Linked DNA regions of Homo sapiens: region 2 is linked to region 1. A link is a loop called in an ENCODE intact Hi-C map of the cell type or tissue named here. Cell type or tissue: Caco-2. All regions are shown on one strand. Each heading gives the region's core, and the rest is flanking DNA. Links, peaks and the distances in the headings are about the cores only. Region 1 overlaps LOC124900988 (a long non-coding RNA gene). Region 2 overlaps MAST4 (microtubule associated serine/threonine kinase family member 4).

Region 1 (11,832 bases), core at 1,486-9,485:
GGCACGGTGGCTTACACCTGTAATCCCAGCACTTTGGGAGGCCGAGGTGGGTAGATCACCTGTGGTCAGGAGTTCATGACCAGCCTGGGCAGCACGGCAAAACTCTGTCTCTACAAAAATGTTAAAATTAGCCTGGCATGGTGGCGCATGCCTGTAGTCCCAGCTACTCCAGAGGCTGAGGCATGAGAATCGCTTGAACTCTGGAGGTGGAGGTTGCAATGAGCTGAGATCTCACCACTGCACTCCAGCCTGGGTGACACAGAGAGACTCCATCTCAAACAAACAAACAAACAAACAAGCAAAAAACATAAAAAGGTGGGGGGTTGGGTAATGGGGAGAAAATGGAAGGAAGAACAAAGCAAATGTAAGGAAGAAAGATGTGGCCTGTGTGTGAACTGGCAGGCAAGGCAAGGGGAAAAGGGACAAACTCCTGTGAGTTGTCCTTTGACTCCATGTGAATGTGAGACCACCAAACAGTAAGTGATGGACTGTGGTATCTTGCCCTTGCAGGGGTTATCTGTATAATCTGACTCTTGCCTCCTTATACTTCTCTGAGCTCCTCTATTGGATTATAGGAGTTTCTTGAACAAATACATGAAATAATCTTGAACATTACACACCTTTGTTATTCTCAAAGGCATCATGTGTTCCATATGACCTTGACCTTGGTGGCAGGGGCAGAAAAGCTCCACACTCAGCCTTCCATGCTCTCTTCTCTTCCCTGGGGGCTTGAAATCTGCAAACCACCCTCCCTTCCTGTTAGGTCTGCCAGTGCTCCCACAGTGGAGGGCATTCACTGGGAGCAGGTGGGGAGACTTAGGGAGGCCGCTGGCAGCAGTGAGTGGCTAAGGGCGGCCGTGGGCAACTGCATCATGGCGGCTTTGGTGGCACCAGCGGGCCTGTAGGCTCCTTGGTTCCCCATGGGCAGCAGCAGTGCCTTCTCCAGCAGGAGCGCCACGTGCAAGTTCTTGTCCACAGGCAGCAGCCGCTTGCAGACGGTTGGGTAACCCCCTTCGCCTTGGTGCTCCTATGCCCAAACCAAATCTTTTCTTTCTCGTATGTTCTTCCAGGCCTTCTACCACTTCTATAACTAAGCGTCTGTTTACATCCTTTTCTCATCAAAATATCCCCAGGGGTTTCATTTTCCTGAGCGAACACCGAACACCGACCCAGCCAGCAATCTTGCCCAAGTCTAAGATCATTCCCAAAGGGGGCCCAGACTTGCCTGTTTGTGTTCTCTTAGCTTTCAGGTTCAGTGTGACAGCTTTGTGGAGCCTCGCACCTATGGTTAAGAATTGTTAACATCATTGTCTTTTTTTTTTTTTAAAGGCAACCAACCAGGGGACTGATGGACATATCAATATACTGTAGTGACTAAAGCTAGGGAAGAAATTATAGGACAATGTACAGTGATAGAAATTTGAAGCTGAACTCCTCTTGACAGCCTCTGCCCTTCTACTCATCAGGATGTTAGCTGTTACACAAGCTTTGTCAAAAGGTGACAGAATTGTCAGTCAATGTTATGTGATGAACTTGGGCTGACACTGGTTGCTCTACTGATTTTTCTTAAGCTATACCACAGCAGGTCCTCAGATAATGTCATTTCATTCAGCATCATTTTGTTATAACATTGATGAGAAAAAAAATTGCTTCCCAGCTGGGGCCATTGTCTATGTGGAGTTTGCATGGTCCCCCATGTCTGTGTGGGTTTTCTCTGTGTACTCTGGTTTCTTCCCACATCATGAAGATGTGTGCATTAGGTGCATCGGCATGTCTAAATAATCTCATCTGGAGTGAGTGTGGGTGTGTGTCAGTGCACCCTGTGATGGGATGATGTCCTGGCCAGGGCTGGTTCCAATCTTGCAGCCTGAGCTGTTAGGATAGGTTCTGACCACCCGTAACCCTGAAGTGGTATAAGTGGGTGAATAATTATCTTACTCGTTTTTATTAATATTTTTTTGGATGGAGTTTCACTCTTGTCACCCAGGCTGAAGTGCAGTGGCACGATCTTGGCTCACTGCAACCTCCACTTCCCGGGTTCAAGCAATTCTCCTGCCAGCCTCCCGAGTACTGGGACTACAGGTGCACACCACCACGCCCGGCTAATTTTTGTATGTTTGGTAGAGACAGGGTTTCACCACGTTGGCCAGGCTGGTCTCAAACTCCTGACTTCAAGTGATCCGCCTGCCTCGGCCTCCCAAAGTGCTGGGATTACAGGCATGAGCCACCGCTCCCGGCCTATTAATATTTCTTAAATGGATGTATAGCTCACATTTATTTCAATGTTTAACACTGGAAATGTTTTGGTCTTTGTTTAGAAGTTTGGTGACGTTTTTGCAACCAGAAATATGCCATAGGAATTTAACTCTTGTCTATACCAAATAGCCAATGGAAAGTTGTTATCTTTTTTTTTCTTTTTTCTTTTTGGTGCTGGTTGTTTTTGTTTTGTTTTGTTTTGTTTAGAGACGAGGTCTCGGTCTGTGGCCCAGGCTGGACTGCAGTGGCATGATCATAACGCACTGTAACCTCAAACTTTTGGGCTTCAGCAATCCTCTCGTCTCAGCCTCCCAAGTGGCTGGGAGGACAGGCATGTGCCACCATGCCTAGCTGATTAATTTTTTTTTGGTAGAAGTAGGGTCTTGCTATATTGCCCAGGCTGGTCTTGAACTCCTGTTCCCAAGCCATCCTCCTGTGTTGGCCTCCCAAACCACTAGGGTTATAGGCAAGATTGGTTTTATTTTAAGTTGCAGTTTCCAAGAACCCACTGATGACGTTAATTGAGGACTTACTACATATTTCACAAAGGGGATGGGTGATATGAATATGATTTACTTTTAGAGAATGAAGCAGGGCATGAGTGATTAAGTGATATTTTTCACATACATATTTATTTATGTATATTATTTTGAATATATGTTTCAGGTGAGATGATTTTAATTATGAGTAAGAATAATGGCATAAAGACCTCCAAAGGACTTAAGCAAAAAGAGGATTTATTGGGCTCACATGATGAGAAGTCCAGAGATGGGTAGGCATCAGTGCTGGCTTAATCCAGGGGCTCTTGCCCCATTTTCCTAAGATGTTCTTGGCTCTGCTGGCTTCTTCTTCCTGGGCTTGTAGCAATGTCTAGAGAAAGAGTTCAAGGGTTGTTTCTTCAAGCTTGAGAAGCCCTCAGAAAATCTTTTCTCATGTCTCCTAGGTCCAAGTTCAGTCATATGCTCATCTGGAACCAATTACTGGGAAGGCATTGGAATGGCATTACCTTTGGAACATTCTGGAACTGGGAATGAGATTAGTTTTCCCATATGGGCTGCATGGAGGAGGATGTTTCCCTGAAGGAAATAAGGGTTTGGTTGGGGAAAAAGAAGATAAAAAGGGGAACCTGGATAATTAAGGCTGCGGAAGAGCAAAGTCCCTTTGCTCTTCTGACTCCAAAAAGCTCCCATATTATCTATGTAACTGATGGCTTATAATTTTTATTCATTCAACAAACATTTATTGAGCCGTTAAATATGTGCTGAGTACAATGCCAAATGCTAGAGATACAAAGAATAATGAAAATATTGTCTTATTCCCTCGGGGATTTTACAGTCTAGTGGAGGAGACATATCGGTGAAAAGATTATTATGAAAAATATATGAGACAGTTGTTGGATAGAGATAAAGTGAAGTGTTATGAAAACTCAGAGGAAGAAGCAACTAAATCCATGGGTAAGGGGGCTGAGGAGCAGAGGTCTGGGAAGATGGGGGAGGCCATTCCAGTCAGAGGGAACAGCATGTGCAAGGGCACAGAGGCATGGAAGAGGGTGGAATGTTCCAAAAAATAGGACTACCTGTGTGAGCATGACACAAGGTGAGCATGTGGGGAATGGTGAGAGATGAACCCTAGGATCCAGGTTATAAAGAGACTTGGACTTCATCCTGTACATGATGGGGAGGGGAAACTTAGCAGGTAGGGGGCCACAGAATAGGACTAGAAAGCGTGTTGTGGTTTCGGTGTGGACAATGAATTGTGGGAGGTAAGCCTGAAAGCAGGGAGATTATTTCAATGTCCAAGTGAGAAATAAGAGGCAGTGAGAAGCTGAACTGAGGGACAGAGGGACTGGAGCAGAGGGGACAAATCCAAGGGAAATTTAATGGGAAGAACCAGCTGGTTCTGGTAACTGCCTGAATCAGGGGAGAAGGAGGAGGTTGGGAGGGAGTTGAGAGAGAAGAAGGAATGACGTGAGTCCGGAATGCCTGCTTGAGTGGCCAGATGGTGATGGTGTTGGTAACTGAGGTGGGGACCCCAGGAGGAGGAGGAACAGGTCTGGGGGAAGAAGATGTGTTCAGCTGTGGACAATTGAGGACAAAATGCTGCAGCCATTGGTAGTCCTGGATGCCTCTAGGTGGCAGTTCAAGTGGCATCCAGAACTACCAGTCTGGAGATCAGGAGAGAGCTCTGGTAGCAAGCAGGGCAGGGTGGGATATTTGAAATAGAGGGCCAGGAAAGGCCATTATAAAAAGGGAACATTCAAACAGACACTTGAATGAAATTATGAAGCAAGCCATGCAAATATTTCACACAGGTAGCTAGCCAGCTCTCCAAGCTGCTCTTCCTAACGGCATTAGAGCCATGGAACGGAGTGTTGGTGGAAAGATGCTCACTGACCAGTAAAGGCATATCCTCCTCTCTCCTCCTCCAGGTCAATGGGGCAGGAGGCTGTTCATCTGTGAACTCCAGAGAGGCTACTGGCCTTGCTGTTGAGTGTGCGGAGGACTACAGGATTCCTCAGACTCCATCTATGCCCTCTTCTTCCCCCTTCCCGCCCCTGATTTTTGAATCCGGCATTAGAACCTCCCAGGGCTTCCCTTTAGGTCTTGACTGTAGCCTGTACCTAGCTGCAATGAGCTCCTCTTGGTGCAGATACTGCTTCTGAGCACTAGAGGGCTCTCCTGAGGACCCATCAGCCTGGATGAGATCCAGGAAAACGTGTCCTCTGAGGATGGTTTCTTGTAGGATTGTGGTACAATGGATTAAAGCAGGGGTGTCCACTCTTTTGGCTACCCTGGACCACATTGGAAGAAGAATAGTCTTGGGCCACACATAAAATAGCTAACGCTAACGATAGCCAATGAGCTAAAAAAAATTGCAAAAAAATCTCATAATGTTTTGAATTTGTGTTATCTCATAGGTTTATGAATTTGTGTTGGGCTGCATTCAAAGCCGTCCTGGGCCGCGGGTTGGACAAGCTTGTATTAAAGCATCATACAGCTTATGCAAGCTCAAATTATATTCTAATGTGGGCTTCAAAACCACCTTATCTGGTAAATGCAATGACTAAGACAAGAAACTCTCACGAAAGTCTTATTTCTTTTGTTGAATGAATGAATGATGAGTACTTTTGCAAAATTCCAGGAGAATTTCCAAAAAGGGATGTGAATAGGAAGTAAAGCAATTGCTGTTTTCCTATACTCAAGGCAAGCCCCAGCTGAGTGTTATTCCCTGATGACCCTTCCAGCTGTTACTACTGATTTGGGCGGAGACTTTTACTGGCTTCCTGATAACAAAGCCCTCATAGGAGGGAATCTCTCAACAGCAGAAGGCTGTGGCTACTGGAACGCTGAGTTCTCTCAGACACATTGAAAAAGTATTGTCTTGCTACAGTGAAGCCTTACCGTCATGGAATACACTAGACCGGTAAGATGGAGTTTATGCTAGCCAGGTCTGAATGGTACAGTACTAAAGAACAGCAAATTCATTAGGTAAAAAGGGAGAATGTCTACCTTTTTTGGATAAAAAGCATTTAAAAAATCTTATTATTTCAAAAGGGAACATGCTGTTTGTTCTTCAACGAGGTTATTCTTTAGTGTCATACCGTCTGCTAGGTTAGGTCTATACCAGGCAATACATCTTAGATTTTTGACCCACAAATGCCATATTCTTGCCGCTACAATTATCTACCGTGTCTAAAGGAAGTAGGTTTATGGTAAGCACCAATTTAAATAAAAATGAAAAATACAGCAGGCCTGAAGATATTCTGTTTTTTTTCTGTTAGTGCTGCTACCATATTCTGCGTTGGATGTGAGTTCTCAAGTTCTGGTCCATGGGGAATGGGCAAGTGAAGATGAGAATTGCAAAAAACTATACTCCGACCAATAGGCAAGTTTGGTGAATTCATTGTTTTGCCATCCTGAAAATAGTAGCCATGAAGGCTTTCATATCTGCCACCACTAGATGTCACTAGATATCAAGCTTCTTAGAACAACTGCGTTACAGGCTTGAACAACTGCTCCCCTCATTCTATTAATACAGTATTTTAAAACTGTATCTGTACTGTATACATTTTCCACATTGAATCTTGTGCATTTAATGTGACATTCATTCCTAGGAACCGAGCTTCATTCTGACCATAAGGCAGCTTACTTTTTGGATAGGAATAACTCCTCTAGCCTCTCCTTTATATGGCAAGTGAATTCAGATTTCCTTTGCTGTTAAAATATCCTGGTAAAGATGTGCATGATTCTGTTTTCACGTTGGCAAAATACTTGTCCTCTGATGGGTTTTGGCTGACTCAGTGCAACGTGACAAAAGTAGAAGCTTGATTGCCTTGCTTATGATTTAGGCTCCTCAGACAGTGTGATGCTTTCATAGAGGTCATTTTAGCCATCTGGGGCCTTCAGACAGGGCCACCATGTAAACCATCTGGGACGGGTGAAGAGCCTGTACTGGTTTAGAGACCTCTATAGAAAAGGTCTTTGCTAAAACAAAACCCTTTTCTTTGAAGCCCCTTAATCCCTTTATCTTTCTGCAGGCTTTCTTGTCATATTTTCTATGACAGCTCTCAGGGGACCAAAGCCAGCAGAATTTTCTCTGCCTTGGGAATATCTATCTCCATCAGTAATTCAGACAGTAGGAAGGAGAACTTGTCGTGTGTTCCCAAAGGGGCCCTTCAATTGTGCATTTGATGTTGACAACTTTCTTTGTCATGAAGAATGGAATTCAGGGCTGTGAGGATCCACAGTCTAATGCTAAAACTTTGGAGCTATATGAGGCTTCACAATTTCCAGAGCCCTTTCACATCTACCACCTCACTTTATTCTCACAACAATCTATTAAGGGAGGCAGGGTGGGTATTTTTATTTCCATTTCACAGGAGAGGAAACAGCAGCTCAGAGAAGTTAAATGGCTTGCCTAAGGGTCCCTCAGCTACAAAAGGTGGTGTCATGACCCCCCCTTGCATCTCCAGGCTCCCGGGCCTTGAGACCTCCCTCCCGCCATGACACCAAGCTGCTTCCTGTGGTGGAATTGTTAAGGGCCACAAGAAGTGGGCCTCTAGCAAGACTGCTTCCTCAAAGCTGGCAAAGGATCAGAAATCTGGGGTGGGAGAATTCAGAGCAAGAGCAGAGGAGTCCCTGGTCTCTCTGCTGCCAACTGCGCACCTTCTCAAGGTATCCAACCAAGGCAGACTAAATGATTCGGATAATTGCTTGAATGGCACTGCTTGCTGAAACTGTTATTTAAAAGATGTGAAAAAGATGGAAAGTACAGAGGAAGCCTATACAAATACCTCAACAATTGCAAGGCATTTTGGGTAGAAAAAGTGTTCAAGATATAAAGCTTGTTTCATTCAAAAAAGAATAATTGAGAAGGAGAATTTGAATATTGTTGTCAAGTCAAAACCCAGAACTTATCCTGGCCTTGGAGTGTAAGAGAAGATGGACAGGATGGAGTAGACTGAGGCAATGGGAACAACAGTACCAGGTGGGATGAATTGACTGCCTTCCCCAACCCTGAGAGTCAGGAATGGGTGGGGGAGAGTGCTGGGAGAATTCTTTTGTCAATATCAGGAGCTACTGTTTGACTGAACTGTATCTATAAAGCATTTTGCTAACCTGATGAAAACCACTAGCTAATCACTAAAATAACCTGTTAATCTGTTGAGTGGGATCCCTTTCCTGATGAATAGAGACTTTGAAAAATACTGCTTAATCAATGATGACGACTGAGCTAATTTTCCACCGCAGCCAGTATTTGACTGGATGGAGCTAAAATTTCCTACTTACCAGCCATGGCTGTTGGAAGTAAAGGCACCTGTCTGGTGTTATTTCTGAAAGAGGCCCTACCAGCAAAATCCGTGTTTGTGAACTCCTAGGTTCGTTTTGCAAGACTAGCCCTTCAGTTCTCATTAGAGCGAGTGGTTTTCAACTTTGGCTGCACCTGAAAATTGCTTGGTGAGCTTTTAAAAATTGCTGATACTTGGGCTTCATTCCTGGACGTTCAGATTTAACTGGTTTGGGGTAGAGCCCAGGCACTGGTATTTTTTTTTTTTTTGCCTTCTACCTATTTTTTTTTTATTATACTTTAAGTTCTAGGGTACAGGTTTGATACGTAGGTATACATGTAACATGTTGGTTTGCTGCACCCATCAACTCGTCATTTACATTAGGTATTTCTCCTAATGCTATCCCTCCCCCAGCCTCCCATCCCCCAACAGGCCCTGGTGTGTGATGTTCCCTGCCCTGTGTCCAAGTGATCTCATTGTTCAATTCCTACCTATGAGTGAGAATATGTAGTGTTTGGTTTTCTGTCCTTGTGATAGTTTGCTGAGAATGATGGTTTCCAGCTTCCTCCACGTCCCTGCAAAGGACATGAACTCATCCTTTTTTATGGCTGCATAGTATTCTGTGGTGTATATATGCCACATTTTCTTAATCCAATCTATCACTGATGGACATTTGGGTTGGTTCCAAGTCTTTGCTATTGTGAAGAGTGCTGCAATAAACATACGTGTGCATGTGTCTTTATAGTAGCATGATTTATATTCCTTTGGGTATATACCTAGTAATGGGATTGCTGGGTCAAATGGTATTTCTAGTTCTAGATCCTTGAGGGATCACCACACTGTCTTCCACAATGGTTGAACTAATTTGCACTCCCACCAACAGTGTAAAAGTGTTCCCATTTCTCCACATCCTCTCCAGCATCTGTTGTTTCCTGACTTTTTAATGATTGCCATTCTAACTGTTGTGAGATGGTATCTCATTGTGGTTTTGATTTGCATTTCTCTGATGACCAGTGATGATGAACATTTTTTCATGTATCTGTTGGCTGCATAGATGTCTTCTTTCGAGAAGTGTCTGTTCATATCCTTTGCCCACTTTTTGATGGGGTTGTTCGTTTTTTTCTTGTAAATTTGTTTGAGTTCTTTGTAGATTCTGGATATTAGCCCTGTGTCAGATGGGTAGGTTGCAAAAATTTTCTTCCATTCTGTAGGTTTTCTGTTCACTCTGATGGTAGTTTCTTTTGCTGTACAGAAGCTCTTTAGTTTAATTAGATCCCATTTATCTATTTTGACTTTTGTTGTCATTGCTTTCGGTGTTTTAGTCATGAAGTCTTTGCCCATGCCTATGTCCTAAATGGTATTGCCTAGGTTTTCTTCTAGGGTTTTTATGGTTTTAGGTCTAACATTTAAGTCTTTAATCCATCTTGAATTAATTTTAGTGTAAGGAAGGGATCCAGTTTCAGCTTTCTACACATGGCTAGCCAGTTTTCCCAGCACCATTTATTAAATAGGGAATTCTTTCTCCATTTCTTATTTTTGTCAGGTTTGTCAAAGATCAGATGGTTGTTAATGTTTGGTGTTATTTCTGAGGGCTCTGTTCTGTTCCATTGGTCTATATCTCTGTTTTGGTACCAGTACCATGCTGTTTTGGTTCCTGTAGCCTTGTAGTATAGTTTGAAGTCAGGTAGCGTGATGCCTACAGCTTTGTTCTTTTTGCTTAGGATTGTCTTGGCAATGGGGGCTCTTTTTTTGGTTCCATATGAACTTTAAAGTAGTTTTTTCCAGTTCTGTGAAGAAAGTCAATGGTAGCTTGATGGGGATGGCATTGAATCTATAAATTACCTTGGGCAGTATGGCCATATTCATGATACTGATTTTACCTATCCGTGAGCATGGAATATTCTTCCATTTGTTTGTGTCCTCTTTTATTTTGTTGAGTAATGGTTTGTATTTCTCCTTGAAGAGGTCCTTCACATCCCTTGTAAGTTGGATTCCTAGGTATTTTATTCACTTTGTAGCAATTATGAATGTGAGTTCACTCATGATTTGGCTCTCTGTTTCTGTTATTGGTGTATAGGAATGCTTGTGATTTTTGCACATTGATTTTGTATCCTGAGACTTTGCTGAAGTTGCTTATTAGCTTAAGGAGATTTTGGGCTGAGACAATGGGGTTTTCTAAATATATGTCATCTGCAAACAGGGACAATTTGGCTTCCTCTTTTCCTAATTGAATACCCTTTCTTTCTTTCTCTTGCCTGATTGCCCTGGCCAGAACTTCCAACACTATGTTGCATAGGAGTGGTAAGAGAGGGCATCCTTTTCTTGGGGCACTGGTATTTTTAATAAGCACCCCAGATGATCTAATGTGCAGTCAGGATTGAGAACCACTGCGCTGGGTGAGCTGCTTTAGAGGACGCCCTCCTCACAGGTGTGGGTAACAGAGAAGCCCAGTTAGCATGGCTTTCCACTCTAGTTTTCTGTTTCCATGAAAGAAGCTTATGCATATAACTTAGTGCAAACATCTACTAATCAATAATTATTTTATTTAAGAGCTAAATCACATTTTAGCCCCAAATTGAAATATTTACCATCACTAGATAGAATTTGCACCACAATTTAATCCAATGTTTCTCACTGTGTTTTTTGACTATTCCTATAAGAATCCTATCAGAATCTGAATGCTTATTAACATGCAGATTTCTGACCCCCATTCCAGACCTACTGAATCAAGTACCTGGATGGAAGCCCAGGAATCTGCATTATAGCAGTTGTTCCAGGAGAGTCAACAGTAATGCTTAACTGGTTTTCAGTTAATATTAACCCTGTTTGTCCTGAGGACAATAGTAAATCTTAGTTCTTTTAGTGTTTTCTTTTGTTTTTGCAATTACAAGACTTCTAGCTCTGTGGTCTCCACCATTTCTCCATCAGAACCATATCCTTTTTTTTTTTCCGTATAGACTGTTGACTACCGAGAGGGTGGCCTGATTTTAACCTTTCTGGCATCCTTAACCAACTAAAATGTCCCTTGTATCTTCTCTCAATTCTGTCACAAAGCAGAAAAAAAAAGAAAAATGAAGTAGCAGCATGATATCACTGATCTGCTTAAGAACCCCATGATTGTCTATTTTCAATTAGCAGTTTCCCTGCCAGCTGGCCTCTAAGTCTCTCCAAGCTTGCCCTGGTAGCAGGTATCCAGCTGCTTAGTGTTTGCTGATTTATTTGCATAAAATTTTCCCTTAATAACTGTCTCTCCCAGGATCAAACACCTCTGCTTTTGGCACAGTTTTCTCTCAAGAGTTTGGAGTTACCAAGCCAAGCTCTATCCATGATGATGAAAACCTATCATTAGAGAGCATGATGTAATTGTGAAGTAGCTGTAAAATGGTTTCTCCATGCATATGAAATATTTCAGATTCCTGCTTTACTATTGTCCCTCTCCTGGTTCTGGCCTAACAGTAAAAAGATTCTGGGTGCCTTCCTCATAATTCTACTATTATATCTTCTTAAAATCAAGTTGCCTTAAATCCAACTCCCAGCCACACTGAAGGATCAATGTGATGACTTTTGAGTGAAAAGACCAGATTGAGCATATGCTAAGAGACCATGTTTCCATGCCAAACACATAGAAATGCCAGAAATATTAATAAATTATTCAAAGTCAAATTAAAAAGAACCAAGTTGAAATCTTAAAAATGAGAAATAGTCATTGAAATAAAAAGCTCAGTAGATGGGTTACAGTATAGGTTAGACACAGATAAAGAGAGAATTAATGATTTGAAAGATGGAAC
Region 2 (11,832 bases), core at 2,146-10,145, 490 kb after region 1:
TGCAGTAATGGATGCAGATTTTGTTCAGGTCTAGCCTCTAGTCCTGCTTTTGCCATTAGATAGCTGTATAAACTTGGACAAGTCCGTTTCTCAAATTCTCTCATCTCATTTGTACTTGTAAGATGAAAAGAGGCATTAAACAGTCTATAAAGTCCCTTTCTTCTCTGGAATTTCCTGATTCTTCTTTCAGAATAATTTTGAATGTGTGAAATAATTATCTTTAAAGAAATTTCTTTCAGGATAGTTTATGACTTCAAAATTGACTATTTAAACCAAAATTCATATTTTTTCTCTCATGAAAATATTGGGACTTTTAGTTCATTTTTATTTTCATTTTTAGGGACAAAGTCTTGCTTTTTTGCCCAGGCTGGAATACAGTGGCACCATCATAGCTCACTGCCACCTCAAACTCCTGGGCTCAAGAGATCCTCCTGCCTCAGCCTCTTGAGTAGCTGGGACTACAGGCACATACTACTGTGCCTGGCTTGGGCTTATTTTTAAAAGATACAATTAACCTGATGGTAGAGAGCATTTTCCTCCATCCCATCCCCAAGTCCAAAGTGACTTTTTCTCCTTAGGGAATTTTATTAAGAGCTTATTTTACTCTGATTATTTACTTTTTAAGGAAAGAGGAAAATACTTCACAATTCATGATTTTTTTTTGACAGAAGTGTTTTTTAGCTGCTGCAACATTATTCTTTACACCTAAATAGTAATCCTGTATGTTTATCGCCAAGTCAATCATTGTAATTCAAACAACACTGTCACAGAATAATATGTTTTCTTAAGTAATATATCTTCTTTTTGTTTGTTTTTTGAGATGGAGTTTCGCTCCTGTTGCCCAGGCTGGAGTGCAGTAGCACAGTCTTGGCTCACTGCAACCTCTGTCTTCTGGGTTCAGGCGATTCTCCTGCCTCAGCCTCCCGAGTAGCTGGGATTACAGGAGTACACCACCACGCCTGACTAATTTTTGCATTTTTGGTAGAGACGGCGTTTTGCCACGTTGGCCGGGCTCGTCACGGACTCCTGACCTCAGGTGATACGCCTGCTTTGGCCTCCCAAAGTGCTGGGATTACAGGCATTAGCCACCATGTCCAGCCATTCTTAAGTAATCTATCTTCTTACTAGTACTAACAGTCACATACCAAGAAACAGAAACTGACTTATTCATTGATGAAATGCATGTCACCTGACCTAAGATATTTGGGAAGAGGTTGCAGTAAGAACTATTAATAGAAAACATGAGAAGAGTACCTCCCAAAATCTATCAGATGACATTGTTATCAAGGAATCACTTAAATTATTAGCTTGTTTACCTGCAGGTTTTTATGTTTATAGTGTTTGCTTAATATAACTCTGGGGAAAATGCTGAAATACCATGTAGAAAAAACTTATAATAGTACCTGGCATATAACAAGTCACAAATGTTAGCAATATTATTATTTCTGTTGTTGTTATTGTATTGTAGGTAAGCTTGGGCACAGAAGCCAGAATGTGATTAGTCATTTACTACTAGATAGTGAAGGTTTAAAATTTAACCCTTATCTTTCCCTTTCCCTTCAGAGAGTTCATTAGTTCCTAATTATAGTCTACAGAAAACTATTTGCCCCTCACCTTCTGTTGTATTAAGAGCAGCAGCCAGAGGAGAGCTGCCAGACAGACGACCATCTTGATTTCTTTATTAATCTGCTGCCATGTGCCCAGATTTGGATGCCATATCACTTATTTTGACGTGTCACTCAAGTACATGTTAGTGACCTTTCCTGCTTTTGGTACCACTTGTCGAACCACACAGCTAAAGGGGCATTAAAGTTGATCTGTTTCGTGTTTCTGCCTCATTTAGATTGGATTATATCAAAATTATCTCTGCCGATTACAACTAATAGACCTGAGAGAGAATTGTGCTGAAGAAGTGGGAATGTACACCTTGTATAATTTTTTCTTTTTCCTTCTTCTCTTCAGCTTTCTCTTTTCCTTGTCTTCAAACAAATTGACATTTGCGGAGGTGCGTTGTGCAGTAGAACATTCCTCATGCTGATGATCCTCTCCTCCTGGCCTCTCTGTCTACCCCTTGCCCCTGTCGTAGAGCTGTAAGCCATCCTTCCCCCGACTCCGCCTGACATGTATCATGGCACACCTTCGTTTTTGTTCTTTGTGTTTATGTCGAATACCTCCCTGCTAGACTGCAAGCCCCTTGAGGGCAGAATTCTTGTCTGATTTTTACTTTCTACTTTTCACTGCTCTCAGGACAATGCCTTGCACATAGAAAGCATTCAGTAAATAATGTTGAAGGAATAAATAATTATTTATGGAAAAGTGACTTTTTTTTTTAGTTGCAGGTTGAGCACGATGGTGTGATTCTTCATGCTGTAATGGGTGACCTAATAAGACCATCCATCTAAAATCTCTATGGCTTTGCTGTCCAGTGTGCATCTTACAGTTGTGATTGGCCTTAAAGTCTATGATACAGGCTAAATCCCATTGAGTTTCACATCAGCCACTCAAAAAATATGGTGACAAAATTTGTGAAGAGATTATTAGTGTCTACATTCAAGGAAATTTCATTAGTCTGCTTTTAAGCAATCATATAGTCACATTTGTTTATATATTTTGATTCATTGACTAAGTTGAAGTGATGTGTGTGTTCAAGTATGGGGGGGATTGGAAAAACAAGGAACCAAATTGGTTTATGTCCAGATGATAGCATTATACTCAATATAACAGTTCCGTGCCCAATTGCAACAAAATACATTTCAGAAAAGTATAGGCCCTCAACGTGAGAGGTATTAATATGTTAGTAAGATATAAATGAAGGCCCTGAGGTTTGGTAGGTATGAATTTTAGTAAATGCATGACCTTTAGTGATTTAAATGCCATAGGCAAGCTTGAAGGTATTGCTAACTACCTTCTCAAGGAGGAGATTAATTCCTAGCCTGAAGTATCTAGTTTTCCTTGGCTATGCTAAATATAGTTGTGTTCCCTTTCCCAGACACATTGGGCATTTCAGATAAATGGCATGTTGCCAGTTCATCCTAAGTAGCCTGGTAGCTGGCAGAATACATGCTCAGCCAGTGTCCGCCTGCTGGGACACCAGCCGGGAGTGCTGATGAAGTGTCAGATGTATACTTCATATACATTAATCTGAAGAGGGGAAAACTCATTTTCCCATTTGCTTCTTCCATCTTTCTGTCCCTCCCCACACACATGGGTAGTTTATCACAGAAGTCATAGTCGTCAAAAGCCAGGGGATTTATACAGATGCTGCTTTCTGGCAAGAAAGATGGAAATTTCAGGAGGCAAAAGCAGGACCAGTGGCAACTTATTTCTTTGTAGGAAAATAAGGGTGTAAGCCTTGATGATGGAAGTTTAAAATGGCTACGTGGCCATCATCAGAAATATTCACTCCATTTGTACTTGGGAGTAATAGATAGATGGCAGAAGCACCATGAACATTAGTTTCTGGTATTTTTCTCCAATTTTCTGGTTGGTTGGAATCCTGTGCCTCATCTTTTTTGTGTGAAGGTTTCATTCACATTCTTCCCATTGAGGTTTTCCTTGACCATCCTGTTTCAAACTGTTCCCTATATTGCTTGCCACATATTTCATTTCCTTCATTCATTTTTCGCCATAGCTTATCACTGTCCAGTATACCATATCGTTTGCTTATTTTATTATATATCTCTTACTACTCTAATGTAAATTTCATGAAGGCAGAGATAATTCTGTTTTCCAAGCTGTCTCCTCAGTGCCTAGAATAGTGCCTGGCACATAGTAGGGTGCTCAGTGAACTTGTTGAATGCATAAACATATGTCTCCTTTCTGTACATTTTCAGTGCTCTAGAACAGACTCTTGTATATTTATGGTTTTGTTTTTAATCTGTGATAAATTTTTTGCTTACATTATGTAGCCTTACTAAGAAGCTATTCTTCAAGCCAGAGAGAAATTAGTTATGGAAACCTTATTCAGGAATTAAGCTGTAATCATTCAGTTAGAAAATGAGAATGAAAGGGAAAAGCAGAGTGGTTGAGAGCATGGGGTGCCTGAGCTCAACTCCAGCTTCTGCCATTTATTAGCCTCAGTTAGGGCTGACTGTGTAGACTTCAGCTTCTTCCTTTGTGTAGTGGGGCTAATGGTTGTAATAACCTCAGAAGGTTATTGTGAGGATTAAATGAATGAACTCTTGTACAGTACTTTGCATAGTGCCTGTCACTCAAGAAATGCTGTCATCAATGTTCTTGGGGTTGGTAGAAAAAGTGTTTCTTGGAGATTGTGAGGTAGCTTTAGGTGGGATGGTATTATCCAGAATGGAAGAAAACAAGCACTTTTCCCTTAGATCATTTGAATTGAGGTAGGAATTTAACCTTTTTGTCCTTACTTGCATGATGTGGGAGTAGCTTGTTTCTTTCTTTCTTATCTTTACTCAAAATGTGCCAACCAAACTGAAAAATATCTTTCTAGAATTCTTAACTTTTTTGAAGGGACAAGGTGCTTTCAAATGCTATATTTTAACTTTTAAATATTAGGTTAAGTGGCTTAATTTTATGTTTCTTTAGTGGCTGTCTTTTGACATCGTATACGTTTCTTTCAATGGAGAAATTACATTTCATGATGTTCTATAAATATTAAAACCAAACTATTTAAACTGTAATATATTCAAAGAGCCTTGATGAATATTCATCTTTTCCATTTGCAAAAAAGAAATGCATTATAAGAAGTCAGGGAAAATTTACTAAATGTATGCAAAAGTGTATTTTTCCTTTTTAATTCATTCAGAATGTAGAGACATAATGTCAGCATTTATTTAGGGTACAGACTTTATTTGCAGTCATTTAGTATTATATCAATACTTCATTAGCCTTATAGCTCAAAACCAAAAACCTGATCCGAAGTCTAATTAGTTAACTCTGAGAGAGTATCTGTTAAATATTGATGTAGGAACAATTTGAATGCCCTTGAATAAATTGCTTAACCAAAGTTGTAGAATTCATCTATGAATTAACATTTCTCTATTGCCATTATGACTCAATTTAAAGGCTGCATAATATTCCAGTATGTGGATTTATCATAATTTACTAAACTGTTCCCTTTATGTTATTTCCAGGTTTTTCCTACTGCAAATAATGGTGGTGAGTGGATTTTAAATAAGTCCTTATTCACCTCTAATGATTTCTTCAGGTAGATTCTTGGAGTGGGATTACTGGGGCAAAGAATATAAGCATTGTTGACATTCTCCATAGCTCTTGCTAAGCTGTTTCTAGGAATGCCGTACAAATTTATACTTTTAGATTGGTAAAGTGCATCTCACTATACCCTGGTCAGCAGTCAATAGTGTTATCTTTAAAACTTAGTTGGTTTGGTTATAAAATTATTCTTTTAAATTTATGCTTTAGTGAAATCAATATGGTTATTGGACCTGTTGAACTCTCATGCTAAAGTCAGTAGATAAAGCGAATGTGAAATTAGGATTATCTGTGCTGCCTCCTATAACATCTTTCCTTTATTCCCTAAATCAGCTTACCAAACCAACTGTTGGTAACCTGTATTGCTCTTGGGATACAGGAACTGCTGAGTGTGATTACAGTGTGTGTAGCTGAAGGCATTATTCCACAGCTCAGAATTTTTTTTCATCTGGAAAGTAGTAATCTCAATTGTGAAATAGTGCCTTCAGCTGTGGACATTATAATCAGAGTCTCTGGAGTGCTTGTATTCGAGGAGTAATACATCTCATAGTTATTACCCTCTGAGCTAGGTTCTGTTTATAGTGAAGGGATGAATTTTCATAACTCAGTGCTGAAATAGCAGTAGGGAGCCCTGAGCAGATTATTATAGGTCAGGCCTAATCCATGAAGATAAATCTCATTATAGGCTCACCTGAGCCCATCCACAGAGTAGCTGGTTTAACATGAGTCTGTAAATCAAAGATCAGCTTAAAATGAAGTGTAAAATCCTCTCTGTAATCCAACTGCTATCTCTGTGAAAAGATATTCTAAATGTGTATTCTGATTGTAAACATGGCTGGCTGCCCAATGGGTAATTAGTAGGCATGTGAAGGGTATTGCGATTCGGTCTAAGAACGAGTGAAGAACTACATATTTGAGGGAGAAGTTTATTTTTCCTAAAATGAAATTCCACTCAGCGCAGTCACTTAAAATGTCCCCATGTCTTAGTTTTTTTCTTCTTTTCATTTTGCAGAGGTTAAAAAATGTTCATTACCTTCTTTAGGTGTTGTCCTTCCTGGAAAGGATTGGGCACCAGCTGGAGCAGCTCTCTGCATGGGTCTCTGCGTGGGTGTGCCTGGAAAGACCAGTCAAGTGTGACTTCCTGTTATCAAAGGTCCATTTGACAGTGAGGCGAATGGTGTCCATATACATTATGTGGGATTTAAATAATAGAAACACATGCCCTCTTTTAATTGTTTACCATCACAGAGGGGAGCAAAACAAATTTGGAACAGCAATACTACACATATATGTACGTAGATCTCTGCATGTTAGAGCTTATTTATTACCTGTTTACCCAACTGGTGTGCCAACCATTTAGGAGGTCGACAGCTTGTCCACCAAGTATGAAGAGATGATCCATAGGGTGGTAAATGCCTGCACCTAGCTGTCCTATTCCTTACTGTATCTGTAGCACCAAGGACAGTGCCTGGTCTGTGGTTAGTACTTAGAAAATAGTTGTTTATGAAAGGAACACTGAGGAGATCTTAATTCTGTTTCTGTCATTTTCAGAGGCTCCTGGTGCCCAGACTAGCTAAATGGTTAGGCTGTTCAGGATTTTACTGGTTTCCGTGTCTGAGGAAATGATTAAAATAATGTGGCAAAGTAGTGACGGCCACTGTTATGGAAATGCCCACTGGTGTGGACAGGTTCCCCTCTGGTGGACTGCTGGGGTGGCACAGCTTGTCCTTCTGGCATCCTATTTCCTCCTTTGTTAAAATACCAGCATTGACGTGTTTGCTATCTTATTCTCAAAAGAAACCAAGAAACCCATAATAATTAGATAGCGGTTTGTTGGGGGAAAGATTTTGGGATGTAGCATTTCCTGTCTTGGGAAAAATGAAAAATTATCCTTTTACTTCAGAGACTTCTTAGGAAATCCCTGGTTATTGTGGCTCTGGGAAAACATGCCTCATTATGTTTCCTATCTTGCTTTTTCTAGATATAGTTTTGTGGTTAGTATAATGAGTAGTAGTGGTAATTATACTTATTCCGGGTTCATTGGCACCTGAAGCTTCAGTCTACTCTGGGATTCTGAATCAGTGTGTTCCCCAGGATGCTTATTGATCAGTTAATTGGCTATTAATGGATTCCCTCTTATTTGACTAGTATGAAAATCTGTGCGAAACGTGGTCTTGCTTTTAAGGAGCCTATAAACTAGTTGCAAGAAGACTTTTGGGAAATCCAAGATCAAGGTGGAAGCTAACAACATGCTGGAGAGTTTGCAGCCATGAGAATTCATAGAAGCAGAAGAAAGACTTGACCTGCAGGTGTCTGGGAAAACTTTGCAACTTGAACTGAATGTTAAACGTTGAGTAGGTTTTGGTTAGGCAAGCTTCAAGGCCAAGTGGAAATTGCATACAGTGTGATGGGTGGGGAGTGGTAGATAAAGGTGGACAGTGCAGTGGACAATAATGTTTCTTCTTAATGTGATATTTCTAGGATAGTTGAGAAGGCAGAGGAACCACCTGAAAACTCAGAGGCTCATGTGTATCAGTGATGATGAAATGAGTTCTGACTTAATCTGCACCCTAGAATACCACCACCACCACTCATGGTGATGCCATATAAGGTGGATGGTGAGCCTTCACTTCATTTTCCTAAGTTAAGCTAGTCTTTTTAATTTAGGAAATCTCCAAGGTGGAAAGCATGGTATTTTCCGGTACTTTAGCCAAAAGGAAGTAAGTCTGTGCATTTGTTAGATTCAGTGGCTACATATTCATCATGACCTACTGGACTGTGAGATCTTTGTGATCTGACACTGGTAATTTGTTTTTAAGTGAAATGTGGAGTAGTGTGGTAATGTCCAATTTAGTTACTTGGGATCTACTAAATCTTTTATTGTTCAGGGTACATCAGCTTCCATTAAAAAAAGTCTTCAATAATGAGTGCTAAGTAGTGGCAGGCATTTTTACAAATAATATGTAGAGGCATAAAGCCCTTGCTCAAGTTTTGATAATTCTGATCCCATACTAGGACTGGCTGTCATTCCAAGCCCTAGTGCTTCTACAGGTTTGTTTCCTCAGATCCCAGACTTCTGTTCCTCCTGTCTGTCATTTACTTATTTGTCTCTGAATCTTTGTTTCCAAGATGATTCACCAACAAAACTTGAATTCTTCTCTGGATGGCGTATGTTCTAGACAGTCTAAGAATTGAAGGTACATTACTGTTTTCACAGTAGAATTCTGTATTTAGTGAGTAATAATTGGGTTCTAGTATGTCACGGATGAATCTGTAACCCTAAGAAAACAGGCGTATACATTTATCATTCTTTTCATAAGAATTAATGCCTGTTCTAGTACTCTTAAGTATGAAATATCTCTTCATTGCCTGTAACCAACTTGTTTTCCTTTGATTAGAGATGCATCCTGCCTTGTTTATATGGGTGCTTAGTTAGGTTTGTACGGGTATTTCTTTCCTTGTTTGTATAAGTGTAAGTTGACATTTTTCCCCCTTTGGTTCCTAAATACAGTGATGAAGTTTAGCTTTATAAATAATGTTGAACAAGTGATACTTTGTACCCCCTTTTTATAAAGCTCTGATTTTAAAGTCATCAGTTAAACTTTTAAAAACCTCCGAGTTTTGTTCCTGTTTTCTGGACACATTCATCTCCTTGACAGATTCACATGATGGAGGGTTGAGGTTTCTCATCTTTATGTGCTTCTGGAGTTTGTCAGAATAATGGGTGGTAGTAAACCACCTGCCATTCGTTCCTCCGACCTCGGACTCCTCTTCCCAGGCTCTTCCTTATTCTGGAAAGAAAACTCTTCTCTATGTAACTCTCTTCTCTGCCTGGACAATACCTGTCTGTACTTTAGTGTACACACTGCCTCTTCCTTGCCCTCTTTACCCACCCTCACCCCAATCCAGGTTACATGACCCTCCTTGGAATAGTGCATATCGGAACCAAAGCATTTATTATATAATTAAGTAGGACTGGAAGCATCTCTTCCTGCCTTCTCCCCCTTCTCTCCTCATCCCCAAAATGGCCTGAATGCCTAAAGAGCTCAGGAAAATGAGCTGTAGCTGTTGAAGATGTGAACCTAGGATATTTCCTTGGGTGGGTTCTTTTAAATGACACCAGATGAAATATCATGGACTTATATTTGGTTGTGCCTATAGCACCTCTACATTTTAACTGAACTTTGAGAGCTCTGCTTTTGAATATGAACCCTGTTATTGGAGAATTTCTTGGATGGAACAGATAGACCTTGGCTCACCCCTTTCCCATTGTCCAGAGGGATCATGCTCTGCTGTGGCCCTAACCTGAATTGTGATCAGTTGTGTAAGTACTTGATTTAGAATTTAATTGTTATAGGCAGTTTAGAGTAATGTTTAAGAGCATGGGCTCCAGTGCCTGGCTGCCTGGGTTGGAGTCTTGACCTTACCACTTACTAGATATGTGACCTTGACCAAGGAACATAACCTTCCTGTGCATCTGGAAAATGGGAATATTAATAGTACCTATCTCATGTCATTGTTGCTGGAGTCAAGTGAGGTCATACAACTGAGGATATCCACTTGGAACACATAAGAACACAATAAATATTAACTATTATTGTCATCTTGGACAAGAGGAGCTGATGTATTATTAGATTATGGAATTTAAGTTTCATTAAATGTACATCCCAAGTTTATGATTTATAGAACTGATTAAGCTGGCCTTGTGACGATAAGCTTTTCTATGATTCTTTTCAGATAACTGCAGATTTGCCATGTTTTCTGCAGGATAACTTGTCAGACATAAGGCTTGTTTGAAATTAGAAGTTATGGGGGAAGGATAATATAACATCTTTGACATGAGTAGAGTTTAAGAGATGATGCCTTTAAAAAATAAAAAGGCATTCTTTTAGTTACATTTTGGTAGATGGGATAAAGAAAATGTGGGTGCAGATACATCATGGAATATTATGCAGCCATAGCAATGAACAAGATCATGTCCTTTGCAGAAACATGGATGGAGCTGGAGGCCATTATCCTCAGCAAATTATCACAGGAACAGAAAACCAAATACTGTATGTTCTAACTTATAAGTGGGAGCTAAATGATGAGAACACGTGGGCACAAAGTTGGGAACACCAGACACTGGGGCCTGCTTGAGGGTGGAGGGTGGGAGGAGGGAGAGGATCAGGAAAAATAACTAATGGGTACTGGGATTAATACCTGGGTGATGAAATAATCTGTACAACAAACCCCCATGACACAGGTTTACCTATGTAACAAACCTGCATTTGTACCCCTGAACTTAAAAGTTAAAAAACACTACATAAATAAATAAAAAGACCACTAGAAAAAAGAAACCCAACTCATTTCTTTTCATTCTTCTCATTGGATTACACAGAAGATTACACAAAAGATAAGGATCCTGCTCTTCATGAATCTTCTTTTTGTATAAAAAATATGAGTTGTAGGTGTCACCATATACAACAAAAATGTGACTTGAACAGATGTCTTGCTTTCTTTTGAATTAACATTTTGTATACTACTACCACACTACCTGTATATTTGGATCTTTAGAAGATTAACAGGTTTTTACTGAAAGTATTATTAATATTCCCATCTTTTTTTGCCTTTGTCAAATTTGGCTATCATTTGCCCAGGTGTAACAAAGTTAGAAGATGCCTTTTGGGCCTCTAACATTTTTCCTGGCTCAGCCCATCAGTAAAAACATTTTTTAGTAAGCATCCCTAATATGTAAATGTATTTTAAAGTGATTGTTATGTGCTTAGAGGAGGTTCTGAAAGAATTTTAACAGGCCTGTGTATCTCCACTAGGAAACCGTTAGAGAGGACATTTACTGTAGAATTTCAGAAGGGACCTGGAGGCAAATTCGGTTGCCACCATCACCGAGAGGATTGGAGAATCCTGGGGTAGGTGATAGGGAGGTTAGGGTGTACTTGGAGTGTTTGCGGCTGTGACTATCAGCCAACCTGTAAGGAAGTGTGTTAGCCATCAGTACTGGTACATACCAGCTATCAGCTTCAATATCAACATATGAAATGTTCTAAAACCAGTAAGAAGAGATGTTAAAAAATGAAAACTGATGTTCTAACATTTGTTTTCTAAACCCCAGTTGATTATATTGTGCACCACTGGGGTGCTCATACCCCGATTTTTAGACCCGTGGAATAAACTACAAGATCTGCTTTTTAAATCATCTGGAATAGAGCTTTACTGGTTAAAAAGAGTTTTAAATATTCAGTGAGGCTGCCTGTCTTTTCTTTTTGGAAAGGTTTATTTTATTTTTAAGTGGAAAAAATAGCAGATCTTTGTTACACATGTCATTAACTGCCACTAAATTGACACAAGTGTTGACAGCTATTGTGAGAACTATTTCAAAGCTAATTATGTTAATTAGAATGTAACATACCAGTAATTGCATGTATTCAAACATCATACCATCACTTTTTGTGTTTTCTTTTCCAGATGTAAGACATTCATTTGTTGCTTGAAAAGCTGCAGAATTTATAACTAAGATAACAAATAATTGTCAGCAAATAAAATTGGTTCCTTAGAAATATACTGTAATTGGTTAGCTATGTAAAAGACAGAAACAAATGTTAGCATGTTAAGAATATAAATTAAGAACATTGCTTATGAAATCCTTAGTTT

Evidence for each region. Hi-C counts contacts between places; a loop is a spot of excess contacts. Peaks named below come from ENCODE experiments on the same cell type or tissue, not always from the same donor. Only the 100,000 strongest peaks of a DNase experiment are listed, where the experiment ranks them.
Region 2: a loop joins it to region 1, with 18 times the contacts of the local background. A loop is called at or near these places in 4 of 110 quality-filtered maps.

The regions. Positions count from the first base shown.
Region 1 is chr5:66,301,635-66,313,466 of GRCh38, forward strand. All of the region lies in intron 1 of LOC124900988 (a long non-coding RNA gene), which reads left to right. Among named protein-coding and RNA genes, the nearest start is that of LINC02065, 98 kb to the left of the region's middle. In Caco-2, for the core only: CTCF peaks have their summits at 4,935 (motif pointing right) and 6,224 (motif pointing right); a DNase peak (open chromatin) is centred at 4,917.
Region 2 is chr5:66,790,224-66,802,055 of GRCh38, forward strand. The region is part of intron 3 of MAST4 (microtubule associated serine/threonine kinase family member 4); the gene reads left to right. Among named protein-coding and RNA genes, the nearest start is that of MAST4, 200 kb to the left of the region's middle. In Caco-2, for the core only: a CTCF peak has its summit at 6,849 (motif pointing left); no DNase peak of the experiment used is centred there.